Linked DNA regions of Mus musculus: region 2 is linked to region 1. A link is a loop called in an ENCODE intact Hi-C map of the cell type or tissue named here. Cell type or tissue: gastrocnemius. All regions are shown on one strand. Each heading gives the region's core, and the rest is flanking DNA. Links, peaks and the distances in the headings are about the cores only.

What was found. A loop is a pair of places that touch in the nucleus more often than their neighbours do. Peaks named below come from ENCODE experiments on the same cell type or tissue, not always from the same donor. Only the 100,000 strongest peaks of a DNase experiment are listed, where the experiment ranks them.
Region 2: a loop joins it to region 1, with 7 times the contacts of the local background. A loop is called at or near these places in 20 of 42 quality-filtered maps.

What each region holds. Positions count from the first base shown.
Region 1 is chr4:83,567,082-83,575,081 of GRCm38, reverse strand. The region is part of intron 6 of Ccdc171 (coiled-coil domain containing 171); the gene reads right to left. Among named protein-coding and RNA genes, the nearest start is that of Gm25899, 43 kb to the right of the region's middle. In gastrocnemius, for the core only: a CTCF peak has its summit at 4,379 (motif pointing right); a DNase peak (open chromatin) is centred at 6,791.
Region 2 is chr4:83,480,944-83,492,658 of GRCm38, reverse strand. Psip1 (PC4 and SFRS1 interacting protein 1) reads left to right here and starts at 6,196. Exons shown (of 16, transcript NM_133948.6): 1 at 6,196-6,384; 2 at 6,731-6,942; 3 at 10,126-10,202. The coding sequence starts at 6,871. In gastrocnemius, for the core only: CTCF peaks have their summits at 5,952 and 6,846 (motif pointing left); DNase peaks (open chromatin) are centred at 6,003, 6,220 and 6,786; H3K4me3 peaks cover 2,169 bases; H3K27ac peaks cover 2,143 bases.

The DNA of each region.
Region 1 (8,000 bases), core at 1-8,000:
CCTATTTTTTCATTATGATATGGCAAGGATACAATGAGGCCAGGGATCAGAATGTGGTGGTTTGAATAAGATGTTCCCCACATTCTCAACATCTGAATACTTGGCCCCAGCTGATGACACTGTTTAAGTATGTTTAGGAGGTGTGGCCTTGATGGAGGAAGGATGCACTTGGGGTGGGCTTTGAGGTTTCAAAAGTTATATTTATTATTTACTCTTCTTTGCCATGACAAAACACCATGACCAGGGCAACTTATAAGCAAAAGCATTTATTTGGGCTTACATTTTCAGAGGGCTAGAGTCCATGATGACCAAGCAAAGGCATGGTACAGGAACAGCTGAGCGCTCACATCCAGATCCTCAAGTAGGTAGTAGAGAAGGCACTGGAAATGGTGCAAGTCTTTTGAAATCTCAAAACTTAGTGACACACAGTGTCCCACAAGGCCACACTTCCTAATCCTTCTCAAACAGTTCCAATTGGGGACCAAGTATTCAAACATACCTACCTATGAGGGCCATTCTCCTTCACTACAGCATACCATGTGCTGTTTCCAATGTGTTCTCTTTGTTTCCTGTTGTAGCTAAAGATGTGAGCTCTCATCTGTTCCTGCTGCCACTCTTCTGAGCCATGATGTCCACAGACTCTTATACCTCTAGATCCATAAGCTCACAATAAATTCATAGTTGCCTTGGTTACAGTGTTTTATCACAGCAATAGAAACTTTACTTACAAGGGAGACAAATCATGTTCCAACCATAAAACATAACCAGAAAGAAAACTTCAATTAGGCATGAGATCTATAAAGGCTTAGTAGTTGTTAATGGATAAAAAGAATTTACTTTACAACTTACTATGAAACCAGAAGACATACTCCACCAAAGTATAAAAAAAAGAAAAGAAAAGAAAAAGAAAAAAAAAAAGAAGAGAAAAAAGACACAGATAAAATTTAAATAGAAATGACACATAGGAGAGATTCCCGGGAGAATGGAAAAGGAAGAACTTTTTGTCTATCAAACCTTACAAACTCACTGCAGACATACTGAGAACTATAGTCAGAAACCACTGGCCCGCCATACCAATGCAATGAGCCTACATGAGCTCCATCTACCTTATATATGTGCTTGGCTTCTATCAGCCATGTAAGACTTGAGTTTCTCTTCTCAAATGGTCATTTCACTTTGCAACAGTATCATCTCCATGTGGCCTACTCCCTAGAGCTTCAAGTTAACTTCACTAACACTTCCTTTGGAGGTCATTTTTAGCAAGTAGAATCAGAATTGAAAAACTGGCCAATGCATAGTAAGCATGATACTCATTATATGTGAATCTGACCACAATCAGTTTTTAAATGTATTTGTTAGCTTAACCATAGCTTACTTTTCTATATGAACATTTCCTTTTTCAGTGTTTTATCTTGAGAAATGTACTTCATACAGTTCTTGCTAGTTTTAACTTATCGTTAGTCTGCTTTTCCCATACAGTTGATATAACACAAGTGATTTTATAATGTATGGTGTAAATTGTGTAAGATCATACCTATATGGATTAGATGTGCAGATAAACATATAAGAGGTAGATAGATCAGGTGATCTTAAGACTTAGGAGCAACTCCAGCTCCATTCTTAAACTCGTCCTCCATTCTTAGTAAGGTCAGCTGCTAGTGTGGGATCTTTGTGCTCAGAATATACTACTGGTAGTGGACAGGAGACTACTGGAGGTGGTAGAGTACAGGTACATACAAGGGATTGAGGGAAAAGAGGCTAACAAAAACAAACTATTCGCTAAAATTCCACAATGAAACTTATTATTTAGTATGCTAACATGAAACCACAAAAAGGTCCAGTAAGATGATTCACTGGGTAAAGGCACTGACCACATAAGCCCACACCTCAATCTGCTCACCAGAACCCACACAAAGGTGGAATGAGAGAACTCACCCCACAAAAATATGCTCTAGTCTAAGCATGCACACCTCCACACACAATAATAGTAAATTTTAAAATGCACATTAAAAGAGTATAATATTTATCTATATTCATCAGCTAAAAGGTACTGACTCCAAATCCATATTTAATATGATACATAACTTTACTTTTTTTAGAGACAAAGATGATTAACGACTCTTTCATGTGTAGAGCAAACCTTTGGGTGAAATCAGAGTAGCACCTCAAATTATTTGAATGTCTAAATACTTAACGCAGTTATGTTTGCTCTGTCTGAGTGGAGTCAGAATGGTCTGTGCATTAACTACTTTTCTACTGCTGTGCTAAACACCATGACCAAGGCATACGAGAGAAGGAAGGGCTTATTTGGGCTTACAGTTCCAAAGGTTAAGAGTTCATCCCCACACCACCCGCAGGAACGCAGGGCAATAGTTAGGCAAGCAGGGAGCACAAAGCAAGAGAGCATGCTGGGAAGAGCACGAGGCTTTGGAACTGTCAAAGCACACCTCCGGGGACATGCTTCCTCCAGCAAGGCCATGCTCCTCAACCTACCCAAAGAGCACCACCAACTGGGGACTCAGTGTTCAAACTTTGAGTTTATGGGGGACACTGTCATTCACACCACCACAGGTGTCTTTCTTGCCTTCACCTAATATGAGATTTTTTTTAATTGCCTCTATAAAAAAATTTTTTACAACTTTAAAAACTAAGAAAGTTGGCACTGAAAATATATTTATTGTAGGACTCTGTAGCTCTCAAGAACAGAAATTTGGGAAGCTGACTCAGTGGATAAGGGCTCTGGCTCTTCTTGCAGAGGACTTGGGTTCAGTCCTCAGCACCTACACGGCAATTCTGTAACTCCAGTTACAGGGATCCAATGTCCTTTTCTGGCCCCTGAGGACACCAGGCACTAAGCATTAATGTGGTGCACAGACTTGTATGCAGGCAGAACACTCACCCACCCAAAATAAAAATAAAATTAAAGTCAGGTGGTAGTGCATGCCTTTAATCCCAGTATTCAGGAGACAGAGGCAGATGGATCTCTAAGTTCCAAACCAGTCTGGTCTATAGAGTGACTTCCAGGATAGCCACAGCAACAAAGAGAAACCCGTCTCAAAAAAATTAAATATATTTTTGAAAGTAGACACTTTGTCCCAAATAGCCCAGCATCACTGGGCAATCCAGTGAGTCCCCTCTCACTGTCCAAGCATTATCTGCAGCCAGGGGTGGGTGCCAGTGCACCAATTTAACTCTAGCACTTGGGAGGCAGAGGCCGGTAGATCTCTGTAAGTTTGATGACAGTGCTGTCTACAGAGTGAGTTTCAGGGCATCCAGGGTTACACAGAGAAACCCTGACTCAAAATAAACAAATAAACGAATGAATGAGCGAGCTATCTACAGGAAAAATATTAATGTCATCACCATATTAAAATGACTTTTCTAAGTATTAGAGAAATGTGTTTCATAGAAATTACGAAACAAATGTCAAAAGATATTTCTACAACTGTACCTCATTTTATTATGATACAATACCACTTGATTATCTTTGTTTTCTTGTACTTTTAGGGCATAATCTTTTTTAAAGACTATCTTTGCTTGCTTTGCCATCCTCAAGCACTCCCCTGTTCTAGTTTGAGAGCTTTAGGTCAGGTTCTTAAAGTCTTCATTCCAGTTTGAGCTGTAACTGGTACTTTGATGGTCTGGTCTCATTCCTCTGCAGGAGAATTCCTCCCTCCTCCAATTTCCCATCTATTGAAAAGACTGTCCTTTTCCCCAACATGTTCTTAGCACCTTTGTCCACATCAGCTGGGTGTGGCTGCAGGGTTTACTTTTAGACTCTTTCATTGGCTTCTCTGTTTTCATGCAAATCCATACTTATCTGACCAGTACAACTCAACGGTGTACTTGAAAGTCGGTCGCATAATGCTACTTCCTGATTTGCTTTCTTTCTTAAGATTGCTTCAACTGTAAAGGGTTTTATAGTGGTCCCATCAAAACTTTAGGAGTGTGTTGTTGTTGTTGTTGTTGTTGTTGTTGTTGTTGTTGTATGAAGACTGTCGTTAATGTTATTTCGTTTGGTCTGGTTTTTGAGACAGGGCCTTTGGGCCTTATATATGTAAAAAAACATAAAATGTTTTTAAAAACAGAGTAAAACTACATGAAAGTATATAAATAATATTCTACATCAGGTTCAGAACAGGGGCTCTGCTGTGGGACAGGACAGTGGTGAATCGGAGAAGTGATTCGAAATGGTCCTCGATGGCATAAAATGTACTGTGCTTTCCATCCGAATTGAGACTCTCACGCACTGAGATGAAGTACTTGGTGGATGCCAGTTACATCACTGGTACTGGCTGCATATCTGATTTCTTACAGCGGAAAAAATAATACTGACCTGTGAAATGAAATTCACAGTAGAAGATGGGAGAGTCCTTTCTTCTGTCCACTAGAGGGAACTGTTGAACTTAAAATGTCTTTTAAAGCAGCTTGTTTTTAAACTAACATTTAACATCACAGGAAACCACATTGTGCTGTTAGAAAATAATCTTGTTTTCTTTCCACATCTTCTACAAACACATACAGAAAACTATAACTCTTTATATGTACTTATGTAAACAACATTTCTCAGAATCCAAACTATAGTTCCAACCCTGAGGAATTTTAATTATACTTGTAGAACTATATTTAGTAAAGTATCAAGCAAATATGCTCTTTCTAGCTTAGAAAACACATCAGTTGGCTATCTATAACACTAATCTGGTATAAGGTTGTCTCCTCAAAGAACCAGGATGAAAAAAAAAAAAAAACCAGTAATTTGTTCCTGAATTGTAGACTGTACAGTGAAAGGGCTGAAGAGATAACTCAGCAATGAAGTCCATGTATTGCCAGAGGACTCAAGTTCAATCCCCAGCTCCCACATCAAGAGGTTCACAACCACCTGTAACTCCAGCTCCTGAGGATCCCACACTTCCAGCCACTGCAGATGCCTGCCCTTCCCCATAACTAAAAATAAATTTAAAAAGCAAGACAGGCAACCTTACAGAGTCATAAGGAGTCATGGAAAGAAAAAATTACAACTAATCAATCAATCAATAAATGCTACACTGTGTCATAACTAGTATTAACCCAGACTCTATTTACTATCGCAAAGTCCTTTTCTCTACACCTGGACCAGCTGTGGGTCCCTATGCTAATCACTATCTATTACAGATAGACATTTCTATGATGAGGGTTAGTGAGTGTATTAATCTATAGTATAACAACAAGTCATTGGACTCAGTTTAATATCATGTCATTCTAGCAGCATAAAAGTAGTAGGTTCTCTTGAGATACAGTATGGGTTTCACCTTGTGTATTGAGATTTAAATACAATCAAAAAGTTACTGGTTGCCCTCATGATGTTTGCAGCCCCTATTATACCAACAGGAATGTCTTCATGTTTTGCCAGGCCGTTTGTTTGTTTGTCTGTTTGTCTGTTTCGAAACAGGGTCTTGGCTGCCCTGGAACTCTCTCTGTAAACCAGGCCCATGCTGGTAGGATTTGCTGAAGGAGATGGAGACAGGAGGATCACAAGTTCATGGCCAGGCCAATTCTTAAACGTGGCTCACAGGGTTCATAGCTGGGTAACATTTTTCTCCTCGGTTATCATGTATATAGTACCTTCCTGAAATATGAGAGCTAGTAGTGGGGATGGAGCTTCCAGGCAAGCACTAACGTGATTTCTCCATGGTCAATGGCTCAGGTAGGCGATGTCTTCAGCAATAGGGCCTCACTGTCGTGTTCTGAAGGATAACCAACAGCAACAGCAATAGCCAGTAATGTCTGAGGGCCTACGAGGGATTATGGGAACATCAATGACCAAAAAGGTAACCCATTCTGGCACTGGGTGTATTTGTTACCATGTGGTGTCTAGCAAGACCACCCTGTTACACTGTAACTCTATTTTAACTTTTCATATATGTGCATACATAGTTTAGGAAACCTCTAGAGTAGTAGGTCTCCATATAGCTTTTTGAAAGGGTCTTTAGAGTAACTATCCACCTCCCATTTCCTCCTTTACCCTGCCTTCCCATCCCTAACTTTAATGCAACTCTTCTGTTCCATTTATCTCCCATACATTTTTTGGAGATTTTGTTTATGTATATGTGTTGTTTTTTCTGTTCACCATGTGCATTCAGTGTCCTCAGAAGCCAGAAAAGAACACTGAATTTCATTTAAATGGAGTAACTGACAGTTTGAGGCACCATGTCGACACTGGGAATTGAACCCAGGTCCTCTGTAAGAGCTGCCAGGGCTCTTAACCCCTGAGCCACCTCTCCATCCCCATCATTAATCTCCTTCAGCCCTTTACCCTACCTCCTGTTTCCTGCAAGCCTCTCTCCATGGCCCCTTACTCGTTTCCTGATCTCGTAGTGTTTACAGATGAAACATACACATCTGAAGAGTCAAAGCATCCATATATGAAAGAAAATGTGATGCTTGTCTTCTGGGTCTGGGTTACCTCACTCAGGATGACCACTTCAAGCTCCATCCAACTGTCCTCAAATTTCATTTTTCCTAATAGCTGAATAATATCCCGTTGTGTAGGTAGACCACAGTTTCATTATTCACTATTCATCAGCGGAAGAACATCTGGGTGTTTCCATTTCGTGTATATTGTGAATGGAGCAGCAATGACCATAGATGAGCAGTAACTCTGAAGGCTCAGGACCACAGGACAGAGGGTGGGAAGGATTGTAAACGCCAGAGGCAATGGATTACTGTAGTCTCCCCTCCTCCAGCCTGAAACCTGCTTGCTCAGGGGTGGAGCTTCCTGCTCATTCGTTCTGCCACGCCCACTGCTGGAACCTGCCAGCTTTGCTGTTTGGAGCCACACACGTGCTCACCTTTCTACTGGACCTGAGATTATTCGGCAGGAATCGGGTCCCCTCCCCCTTCCTTTATAACTGAAATGTCGGAACTAGTAAAATTGAGCTTTGATCAGAATAACTGTCTTGGCTACATTTCTTTCTCTCGCCACCTAGCCCCTCTTCTCTTCCAGGTTTCCAAAATGCCTTTCCAGGCTAGAACCCAGGTTGTGGTCTGCTGGCCGGACACAACAGATTACTACAAGAAAAAAGCATTTTCCAGACACAAGACACATGAACATAGTGAAGTGCACAGGAGGCTTCCTTCTGCACTCTCCCACAGAAGCCCCCCTCCCCCACCCTAGGCTCTCTCCCACAGCAAGCCTCTGTGGTTTCCCTCAGAAGTTCTGCTTTCCCCAACCCCTGCTCCCTCCTGCAGCAAACACGGGGGTTCACACACACACACGCACGCACACACACACACACACACACACACACACACACACACACACGGAGAACTTGAGGAGCCACAGGCACCAGCTTGAGTGAGACAATGACAAATCTCCCCAGCTGCAGTGGCACCAAGGCTAGCACTCTCCCTGATAACCTGCTGGGCGCTTCCCAGGTGCCGCTGGTGCCTATCCTTGGAAAAGGGAGATTAAGGTCCCACGTTTAAATCATAGAAGGTAGGTAGGTCACAGATAGTTATGGCCAGTCATAAAACTAGCTCCTGATAGCCCCATAAAGATCATCCTTAGGTCAGAAGACTCCCCCTCTCAGCCTTGTGATTCCGCCCTTCCAAATGGTATCCTGTCTGAGTCATGACTTATCTCACCCACCTTCCCTCCCATCACCCTAAGCATTTGAAGAATTTCTAACTATGCTGGATGTAAGTGCCAAGACACCCAAGCTCAAGGTTGCACTCCTGTCCTATGCTGTGGGAAGGGTTGTGATCCTAGTCTGACTCGTGACTAAAAGACTCTTATGCACGATTGCAGCGGGCTCTGCAGTTCTTGAGCTCTCCTGGGTTTCCCGTGGAGTTGGAGCATAATAATAGAAACTCACTGTAGTTATGATAGCAAACACAAGACTTGTGAGGCTCAGGCCACATGAAATCCCATACGTGAATCAATGAATGTAATAATACATCACATAAATGGGCTCAAAGACAGAAATCACATGATCATCTTAAGGGAAGCAAAAATGGTGTTT
Region 2 (11,715 bases), core at 3,716-11,715, 86 kb after region 1:
TTACCAGGCTGGCCCTGAACCCATAGAGATCCATCTGTCTCTGCCTCCCAAATGCTGGGATTACTGTTGTGTGCCACCACACCCTGCAAAAATCATTAAAAATCTAAAAATTAAATAAAGCTCTTTGTGTTTAGCTACAAAAGCCCAGAGGTCTGTGTCCTGTGTATCACCAAGCTGAAAAGGTGTATCGCCAAAATGTGCTACAATATGCTCTACCATCACTGGTCCTACATGAAAGTTTCCCAGGAAAACAACAGAGTTCTACCATTAAAGGACTTTGAACTAGACTAGGCCTAGTGGTGCATGCCTGCCATGCTAGCACTCAGGAGGCAAAGGCAGGATGATCCCTAGATGCATAGTTAGTTCAAGGCTACCTTGGAACACATAGACTTTGTCTCCAAAACACGCACATAAAACCATAGGATGAGCCAGGCGTGGTGGCACACACTTTAAATCCCAGCACTCAGGAGGCAGAGGCAGGTGGATTTCTGAGTTCGAGGCCAGCCTGGTCTACAGAGTGAGTTCCAGGACAGCCAGGGCTACACAGAGAAACCCTGTCTCGAAAAACCAAAAAAAAAACAAAAAAACCCAAAACAACAACAACCCCCCAAAACAAACAAACAAACAAACAAACACCCATAGGATGGATGCTAAAATCCTCCCTGAAAAACTCAACGGCAAATTACTATATTCACAGCTTCTTAAAGGTATCCTATGTTTAAAATAGTTGTGTAACGTCAACTCATTATTTTTCAGATTCCCTTTACTCAATTCACACATTTTAATTTGTATTATCAGAAAGCACACTGACTTAGGAGACTTAAGAACATGAACAAAACAAGAGACATCATCAGGCACGCAGACTATAGACCAGACTGGAGAAAGATTTTACTTTTAAAGCGAATTCTCAAGAATCAAAACTGGGAAGCCAGTGGGAACATGTGAAAGAGTTCAGGAAACAATGAAAGACAGAAAACGGACGGAAGCAGACCGGGCATCTGTGGGTGGAGAGGAGAAGTCTTAAGTAAAGCTGGACACGGAGAAGCAGGGAAGGAGCCCAATGCCTGGGACAAGAGTGATCCAATTAATTAATTCTGAGGCATGGTCTCACTGTGTGGACCAGACTGGCCTTGAACTCACAAAGATCTCCGGCATTTGCCTCTAGAGTGCTAGAATTAAAGATGTGTGTCATTATACTCAGCCCAGGTTATTTAAAAAGAAGAATCCACTGGGGCAGCTATGGTGGCTCCCACAGGGGACCTGGTAATACCTGTTCTGTCCAGCTTCTTTCCAGCGTATCCCCTGAACATCTAGACATGCTGCCATCTTAGCCGCCCATCTACAGGCAGCTGTCTTCTGATCATTGATTGGCCCATCAGCTCAGCAGTCCTTCTAAGCACTGCCTCATGAGCTGATCCATTTTGGTTTTTCTCTACCTAAGGGTGAACTTCCAAATTTGTCCTTATGAGGGAGAAAAGCCTTGACTACATTTAGGGCATCTTTGACTAATAGCTCTTTGTTTAAAATAAAGGATATTGCCGGGCAGTGGTGGCACACTCCTTTAATCCTAGCACTTGGTAGGCAGAGGCAGGTGGATTTCTGAGTTGGAGGCCAGCCTGGTCTACAGAGTAAGTTCCAGGACAGTGAGGGCTACCCTGTCTTGGAAAACCAAAAAAAAAAAAAAAAAAAGACATTAAACAAATAATGTATTTGCTAACTTCTCATTAAACTCTTGACATGAGATTGAAATACAATGTATAATGATGGCCAAGCCTGCTTCTGTCTTAGACTTAAGAGCCATCTTATAGTAACGACAACTTAGGTTCATTCCTAACGTGATTAAACCTTATGATTATGATTAAACCTGTTTCTCAAGGACTGGGCTATGCCCCACCTGTAACCTTAACTACAAATGGTTCTGTACTGCCTGTTCCAGGAAATGGCAACCTTGTCTTTGTTTTAAAACATTGTTATGATCATCTTGTAACCCTACCTTTGTCTCAAAAAAGCTATTAAAACCACCCATTGTTATGACTACCTTGTTATGTTCTGCCTCTGTGACCCTCACATATATTTGAAGATCTTATTTTTAAAGAAGTATGTATGTATGTGTATGTATGCATGTATGGATGTGTATGTATGCATGCATGTATGTGTGTATGTATGTGTATGTATGCATGCATGTATGTGTATGTATGCATGCAATGCATGCATGTGTATGTATGTGTATGCGTGCATGCATGTATGTATGTATATATGTGTATGTATGCATGTATGTATGTGTATGTATGTATGCCTGGACTCAGGTCCTCTGGGAGAGCAGCAAGAACTTTTAACAATTGAGCCATATTTAGTTCTATTAAATGATTTGTAGAGGGAAAAAAAGTGTTTTTAAAGGACAACCTTTAAGTATATGATGAGAATATAAAATCAAATATGAATATCTTCACTTTGGTTTGCTTGTTTCCTGCCCTTAGGATTGAATCCCAGGTCTCTTGCCTGCTAAGTAAAGGCTGCCCTCTAACTTGTGACCCTTCCGCCCAGTGGTTCTCAACCTTCCTAATGTTGTGACCCTTTAATACACTTCCTCATTCTGTGATGACCCCCAACCATAAAATTATTTTCTTTGCTACTTCATAACTGCAATCCAGCTGCTGTTCAGAATCATAACATAAATATCTTCTATGCAGCATATCTGATATGTGACCCCTGTACAGGTCCCAACCTACAGGTTGAGAAGCGCTGAGGCCTCGACTTACTGAGGAGCCTAGGCCGCAGCCTCATGTGTCCTGTGGTCTGTTTTCTTTTCTGTTTTTAAGATTTATTTACATATGAGTGCTCAATTTGCATGTATGCCTGCCTGACAGAAGAGAACATCAGATACATCAGAACTGATTATAGATGGTTGTGAGCCACCAAGTGATTGCTGGGACTTGACCTCTGGAAGAGCAATCAGCCCCTGACCCTAAAGAATTAGAACTTTGTCAGGGCTCATCATCTGTCTATTCTTGCTATTCACTCAGTAACTCCATCTTGGGAAAAAAATGTTAAGTTCCTCACCTGTACTTTTGTTCTAAGTAGTTTAAAGACTAGGAAGATTATAAATACAAAAAGATTAAGCCATTTGTAGATGACATTTAGGTGTGCTTTTTGGGTCAAGTCATTTAGGCCCATGAAGAGTTAAACAGAAGGGCTGGTCGAGAGGACCAGCTGGGGAATGGGGTGGGTCTCCAGAGATTGGGAGGGAATTTGAAGCTGGAATAAGAGAACTAGGCTGCGTCTACTTCCAGCATCTTTTTCTAATTATAGGCCATTCTCATTCATCTGCAGCCTCCAACCTTCCTGTGTAACCTAGAGGGCTTGTAAAAAATCACAAAAGGGTGTGTGTAGTGCAGAGAACAGAAGTGCGACAAGCTGGCTCGGGTGCCTTGACTCCAAGTGTCCTTGGGCAAGTTGCTTAACGTCTAGGAGGCTGCTTGCTCATCTGTAGAATGGGAAGAAATTTGCTTGGGTTTTGTCTCAGCACATTTAAATTGGTCTGTCTCTCTCTGGCTAGCTGGTTACAGTTCTGGAAAGTGTATTCTTTCTCCTGTGGGGGAGAAACAAAGCTTTGCCAGTGGCTTAAACACACCCAGCCACTTCCATCCCCCCCTTCTCCCTCCCCCCCTTCTCCCTCCCCCCCTTCTCCCTCCCCCCCTTCTCCCTCCCCCCCCCCCCACTTAGATTCAGAACTGTTGTTCTCAGGGATCCTGGCCCTTTGTTCTCTGGGGGCTTAAATCACCACCTGTTTTGCCTTGATTTAAAAGGTGTCTCCAGTTGTTTCAGACAATTTCTAACTGACATTGTCAAAATGTGCAGCTAGAGAGTGTATCACATTGGTTCACTACTAATACATCAAGTGCATTTCCACTTCCCTTAAAAAAATTTTTTTTTTTTTAATTTCCCAATTATCCCCACTCACAGTACCCATCTCTGTTAGTTGTTGGCATGGCTATTTAGCACTAACACAAGGTATCTCCTAATAGAATTATAGATCTTCTTGTGATATTCTTTATGTGTCTCTCTCTTTCAGAGAGAGCTTTGCCTACAGGTTGGCCTCTAATTTCCATATTCTAGCCTGAGTTTTACTGGTGACCTGAATTTAATCATGGGACCCACGTGGTAGAAAGAGACCCAGGTGTTGTCTCCTGATCTCCATAGGCAGTGTCCCCCCCCCCCCCCAAAAAAAAACCAATGTGGGATATCTTGTTAAAAATGTAGATTAGTAGACGGGGGGGGGGGGGGGGGGGGGGGGGGGGGCTGAGCTGAGCTGCTCACAAGGCCTCAGGTGAAGCCCATGATGTGGAGTCTGACCACAACTGGAGTTTCAAAGCCTTATGGAGTTGGAGACAATGGGAGGGGGAGGTGTACACACACACACACACACACACACACACACACACACACACACACACACACACACACACGATAGCTGGGTGACTTGGGATTAGAGACTTCCCTTTAAGACAGCTTTCTGTTCTTTCAGGTCCATGATTTAGCTGACGACCATTTCTGTAATTACTTAGTTGTGCTCCTCCACCTTTTTTTCTTCCCTTCTTAATCAACAGTCACATAAAAAAAGGGCTCCCTCTGCTCACATCTGCACTGAAACGCCAAGCATCCAGTTTTAAGCAATCAGTTTTATCCCCCTTCTTACCATGCAACCTTGGATAGCCCCCAAAGCACACAACCTAAGATTCACGGTGAGAAGCTTGAAGACATATCACCAATAATTTCCTTTCTTTCTTTTAGCTCCATGCGGAGCCCTCTGCACGATGCACATCTACAGTGGCCTGCTTGCTAGGCATTTAACATTGGGGTGCCAGATTTCCTTTTAAAGACATGCAATATTCCTTTTATAAATAAAGCCCTGAATTTTTGCCTATTCAAACAAAGCTCTTCCTGAGTCTCAGCTGTGAGTCTTTATTTAAAGCAGTATTATTGCTTACACATTTTAATATTCTTAATATCTTTAATATTTTTAGCCTGTTTGATATAGGAAATACCTAATCTTGTTCCTAGCTGTATATTCAACACCAAACAGTGCTCTATTCTAAACAGGATTTTGGAGAGATTCAATGAAGGATGAAACAAAAGACTTATTTTTTCTTAATACTTTAATGTCTTCTAATTTGCCACATCCTTACTTATTGGGAACCTGGATGTTAATGGATAAATAATATTAGTTCTGCTAGAGTAAAGATCGTAAAAGTCAACCCATTTCAGAAGGTGTATTACAAAATATTAAAAGCATCCACTGGCTAAAGGATCAAAAATAAGTTCACCTTTAAATACCCTTTAAGAGAATTTTAAATGATGAAATATTTAGGTGTTAGTAACTCTTCTCTCCTGTATCACCTACCACCATATATATCACTTTTCTAGGGAAATAGAATTTTAAGTGCAGGGCTAAAATTTAGATTGGGCCCAAATCCACATCCTAACTAACAAGCTAACTACGCTTTCTCTGTCATTGTTTTATATCCTTGACGTTTTGCATTCAATGGGATTGTGTTTTCGTTAACGGTTCTCCGCGGTTGAAATATCAGGGAAATGAAATAGGGCTTTCTCATGTTTCAGTCCCAAGAAAAGGAGACTGCAAAGCCCATTCTGCGAGGTGTAAGAGGCCTACAAGGTGCACACCCTGCAACTGCTTCATATTCCAATTTCATCTCTGGGATTTTGCACAGCTCTTCATTTTGGGGATGATGTAAACTGCGCAGGAGCACTACAGTACTCGCACCAAGGAGAAGGATGCGAGAACAAGCACCTTGGGCTGCCACATTCTCTTAAACATGCAGCCGTGGGCTACAGGCCCGGATACCCGCCCCCAAACCGGGTCCACAACAATCGTTTCCTCCCTCCCCGTCTTTTACATACAGTACACATACAAATACACACACGCAGAGCAGCCAGCAGGGGCGGGCCGGGCGCGACCACTGTGCCAGCCGTGGGGGGGGTGGAGGAGAGGGACAGCTCCCGCGTGCCTCTCTCCGGGCCTCCCCTCTCCCTCCCCTCCCACGGCATCTGCTTGCAATTGGTCGCAACCAGGGGCACCTGTGGGCTCTAGGGGACTCAGGCCCTCAGCTCCCGAGCCACGACGCTCGGCGGCTGTAGCGCCACCCGTGCCTGCGCGAGCACTTGGTACGGCCCAGCGCTAGCGGGCGCCGAGCGGGAGCCGCGCGGGAGCGGCGTAGCGACATCGGCGGCGGTGGCGGTGGCGGTGGCGGTTGCAGCTCGGAGCCGTTGAGACGCCTCTGCGGCAGCTGGTGGCGCAGGTGGCCGGCGTGGACGTGGGCAGGAGCGGCCAGCGCGCCCCGCAGCCCCAGCGCCGCCGCCCGGCAGGTGAGAGCCGCCCCGCCCCCGCTCGGCGCGGATGGGAAGCGGGCGGCCGCGCTCGCAGCCTCCCTCCTCTCCCCGCCGCGCCCCTCCCTCGTGGGCTGCGGCCCGTGGGAAAAGCCCTGGGAGCGCCGGGGTGGGAGGCCGGCGGCCGGGTGGCGGGCAGCATCCCTGCCTCAGGTGGCCGCGACCGCAGGCCCCGGCGCTGCTCGGGGCCGAGGCCGCGCTCTGTCCGAGGAGGCGCGCAGGCGGCTCCCCCTCCCCCTCCGCCGCCTCCCCTCCCCCTGCCCTCCTCCCCGCGGCCCCTCCCTGGGGTTTGCGCTTTAACCGCCCTCCCTGCTGTCCCTCGCAGGCGCGTCGGGACACCCCGAGGCATCCTCCCCCGCCCGCGGGCCCGCCAGTCCCAGCTCGCGTCTGTGCTCTCGCATCTCCTGATCGCGGCTGCGCTGCTCCCCCTTCTGGTCTTGGGACTCCCGGCGTCGCCCCTCAAACATGACTCGCGATTTCAAACCTGGAGACCTCATCTTCGCCAAGATGAAAGGTTATCCTCATTGGCCAGCTCGAGTAAGTGATTTGTAGCCCCGGTGTAGCGGTGCGGCCTGCCTCCCATCGTTTCTTCTCGGCTTCCTTTCAGTCCTTCCTCTCCTTTTCTCTTTACCGTTACTTGGAACCTTTCATTTTAGCTTTCTTTCTTTTTTTTTTTTTCTGTATACTCACGTACAATTGTAAAATTCTAGGTTTTCCTTCATATCCGCGGCGGTTTCCCTTTTTGAGTCTCTGACAGGTGTTCTATATAGCAGTTTTTGGGGATGACATTCAATTAACGTTTCATTGAGGCGAAATCATCAAGTAGGATTTTTGTGAGTTGAAATCATGACATTTCCTTAAAATTTGGAATTTTGAACAAAATACAAAGCGTCAACGAAAAATGCAGACTCCAAGCCCTTGCATGTCAGCTGTGGTTTAGGTTGCTTCGTACCGATTTGCAGTTGGCGGCTCATTTGGATCTTTAGATTCACAGTCTTTGGCTTTATGACCTTGAAGATGTTGTTTTCCATTTTTTGTTCTCCATAGCCAAAGGGAGAAGTAGACCGGACACTGGATTAACCTAACTGGAGAAGTCCTAAGGGCTCAAGATGTTACATTAAACAGCCGAGCTCCATTTTCAGGAAAAAAAAAATAGGTTTTTTTTGTTAGTTTATAATGGTGTCAAGGTTCAGAATACTATAGATAAGACTTAAAGAAGGTTATTAGATAAACTCAAAAATAGACTCATGTTCTAAAATTGTAATTATTTTTTCATACAACCTATTTTTTATTTTCATTTTCAAGACAGTTTCTCTGTGTAGCGCTGATTGTTCTGGAACTCACTCGTAGACCAGGCTGGCTTCAAACTCGGAGATCTACCTGCCTCTGCTTCTGGAGTGCTGGGACTAAAGGCGTACACTACCACTGCCTGGCTATTTTTTTTATGCACGTAACTAATTTAATCTTTGAAAGGTATTACTTAAAAATAATGAATTCCATCGTTGGGTTCTGACAGCTGTGTATGAGTACTGACTTAGACTGCTCCCTAACTTCCCATCCTCCTGGGGTACCTTGTTTGGTAGAGCCTTAATCCTCAGCCTTGTCTATATAATTGGTGTTCTTGTTTTCCTATAGGAAAACTTGTAAATTACTGCTGTGTGTGTGCTTTGACCGTTACATATGTTGCAAACGTCTTTAGGGCAGTGACCTAAAGCTGAATTTCTTTATCCTGCTGCTCTTACATAGTCATGCACTTGGAAAACACTGCCTTTCAACTTTACAGAAGACTCGCTAGGCTTGGGAAGGTTTCAAGGCCCCCAAGAGACACTTGATGATTCTAGGTATCCTGATTTTGAGCTGTTAAAAATCATGGTTATCTGATACTCATATTCTAAGTTCCATGCCCCAATGTAGTTAGAGGCCAGGTGTAAATACTTTAAATTTTTTTCTGACTTTGACAGCTAGAGAAATGGCTCCGTGGTTAAGAGGACTCGCTGCTCGGTGGACCTAATTCGGCACTTATCTCAGGCAGCTCACATCCACAGTGATCTGTCTGTGATGACAGGGCAGTGTCACCACCTGCACTCTGCACACAGCCATGTGCAGGCACACACACCTACATCTAATTAAATAAGATCTTTTTTAAATTGTCTTCTTACCTCTTGCAGTATGTTACAGGCTAAGAGTTGTTGCTGGTAAAAGTGAAAATAGCCTTTGGAGAATCATTTTCCTCTTTTTTTCTTCAAAATTAACAATTTTTTAAAGTTCTGTGTTTTGGGTGTTTTGCCTGCATGTGTGTCTACACCACTTCCATAACTTGAGACTATGAAAAAAACTGTCAGGAGCTGCTGTGTGGTACCAAACTGAACCAGGGTCCTCTTAACCACTAAGCCGTCTCTCCAGTGACAAGTTCTACTTGTGATTAGTTCATCTGGATTGGGATAGGACATTTTTGTCTTTTTTCCCTTGTTTTCTTTTTCTTAGAAGCAGCTGAATTTGGTTTTTACATACTTTAAGAATTACAGAGTGAGTTCCAGGGCTACACAGAGAAACTCCTCCAACCCTGTCCCCCCAAAAGATTTACATGTTTTTTCATTCTTAGATATTCTTAATCTTTGCTGTAGAGAATTTAAGAGTATTTAAATATTTAAGGTCTCAACTGTAAGGGTGACATCTCATATCCCATCATTTATTTTTAACTTGTACAAATTGAAATAGAATTGTTAATTAACAACACCTAATACTTCCTTTCAATGTTCTTTAAACACTGGGAATTAATGCCTTCAGTTTTGGATCCTGCTTGCCTTTATGTTCCTTATTTTCTCCTCTGTGTATGTTTGCATCTGTGTGTGTGTGTACCACATGCATGTGAGTACTAGAGGTGATCTCCCCCCCCCCCCCCCCCGCGCCTACTCCAGGAGCCTGAGTTAGGTGAGCATACGGGGCTTGAGAACTGAACTCAGATGCTTTGGAAGAGTTGCAAGCGCTCCTAACCCCTGAGCCCTGCCCTTGCCTCTCATTGCGCTTACTGTTTGAACAGCTCTCCTGCAGGATTGCACACCAGCTCCACACTCCATATAGGAAATGTTTGTCGTCAGTCAAATTTGTTTTAAGAATGAAGTAACTGCAGATTTTAGGAAGGGAAGCTAATCACAGTAGGTATTGCGTCTGGGATGATTTTGAGTAGCAGGCAGTGATAACCTTTGTACTTCTCCAGAAAAACAATGATCAAAATGTTACAGTTACGTAAAAGAAAAGGGTCTTGATGTCAGGACCAGTTTTGACACCAAATGAATTCTGGGGGAAAAAAAACCTTGCTTTTTAGATCTTGTTTGAGATTATGAGTTGTAGAGAGAATTATCTTCTGTGTTGTGTATGGATATATCACCTGTCAATTAAAATCTCTAAGGCCTATGGGAAAGGGTAGACTAGAGGGTGGGACATATGGAGGCAGAAAGAAGACTGGGATAGAGCACTGGGAAGATGGGAGACAGACAGACACATGGTACCAGAGCAGAGGAAACCAGTCACATGGCAGAACATAAATTAGTATAAATGGTCATTTTCAATGGAGCTGATCTGGGGGCCGGGAGGGAAACGGGCTCTATTACAATAAACTGTAAAATGGGTTGATCCTGTGTTAGACATATTTGGGGCTCTTTACTCTGAGTTCACTCAGGTGTACTAAGGTTTGTAAGATCTGACTTTCCTTTCTTACAGGTAGATGAAGTTCCTGATGGAGCTGTAAAACCACCCACAAACAAACTACCCATTTTCTTTTTTGGAACCCATGAGACGTAAGTCCTGCTAGCTTTAAGCTGAAATGACAGTTAACTTGCAGAAGTTAGGTATAAAACAAAAAGCAAGTAGAAATTTCAAAATTTAAGTGGGATGTGACAATGAAATTAAAAACTTATATTTTTAAAGACATAGTCTCTTGTAGCCCTGGTTGCCCTAGGATGTTCCAATGAGACCCGGCTAGCCTGAGCTCATAGAGATGAGCTAGCCTGAGCTCATGGAGATCAACTTGTTGTTTGCCTCCTATGTTTGGAGATAAAATGCCATACCTGGACTGGAATAGAAAACTTAAAAAGTCAAGCCCTTTAAGCTTCCTTAAAAATTGTAAAATGTACTTTCCCGTTTAATGCCAGGAGCTCTTTGGTTTGTTTGAGATAGAATGTCATTCTGTATTACTGAGATAGAACTTACTATATAGACCCAGTTGCCATTGTGCCACCATGCCTGCCTGACTCCCTACCTCTGCCCCCGCCCCTACGGAGACAGGATTTCTCCAGTATCTGTCCTGTTACACTCTACAAACCAGGCTGGCCTCAAACTCAAAGAGATCTACCTACCTCTACCTCCTAAGTGCTGGGATTAAAGCCCCCTCTCCCCATCCTTATTTAAAGTGCTACACCTTAGTGAGAATTAAAGGGAAGTTGAAGGCGGGAGTGAGGGGTAGATGTGATTGATCAAAACATGCTGTGTACATGTATGACATTTTCAAAGGTTAAAAAAGTTAAAAATAATAAATTAATGGAATAGGTAATTAACATGATCAAAAAAAGTTAGGCTTGAAATAATGCCAAGACTGATAGATGAAAGTAGCCAGGCATTGCATATTCTTTTTTTTTTTTTTTTTTTTAATTTTAAAAAGATTTATTTATTTATTATATGTAAGTACACTGTAGTTGTCTTCAGACACACCAGAAGAGGGCATCAGATCTTGTTACAGATGGTTGTGAGCCACCATGTGGTTGCTGGGATTTGAACTCAGGACCTTTGGAAAAGCAGTCAGTGCTCTTAACCGCTGAGCCATCTCACCAACCCCGGCATTGCATATTCTTGTTAGTAAAATAAGGATTGCCCAATGCTGCTTAGGCCTGGTCTCAGGAGCCACACAGGTGGTGGGAAGCTCAGAAGAGAGAAGCCAGACAGAGTGCCCTTTGTGTGTCTGGTCACTCCCAGAGCCAAGCTGACCTGCTGCCCCAGGTGGATATATAGCTAGAGAACTGATGGGATGAAGGAAATTAATATTGTGCGAGATTACAGCTGCATGTTGAACTGTTTTGCTCCTTGTAACTACATGAAATTGCTTTGGAGGCTGTCTCGACTAACTGCCAAGGCTTATAGTCGTAGATGCCTAGAGCTGAATAGTTTTCCTTGCACTGTATAATCTACGTGAGTTGGACTATATTTTCTGTAGAATAGCATGTTTAACTGAGACGAAATGCAGTTGTGGAGATCTCAATTATCACTATTTTTTGGACTTTTCTTTTTTCGTATATATGTTCATTTTGTGTTTTGCCT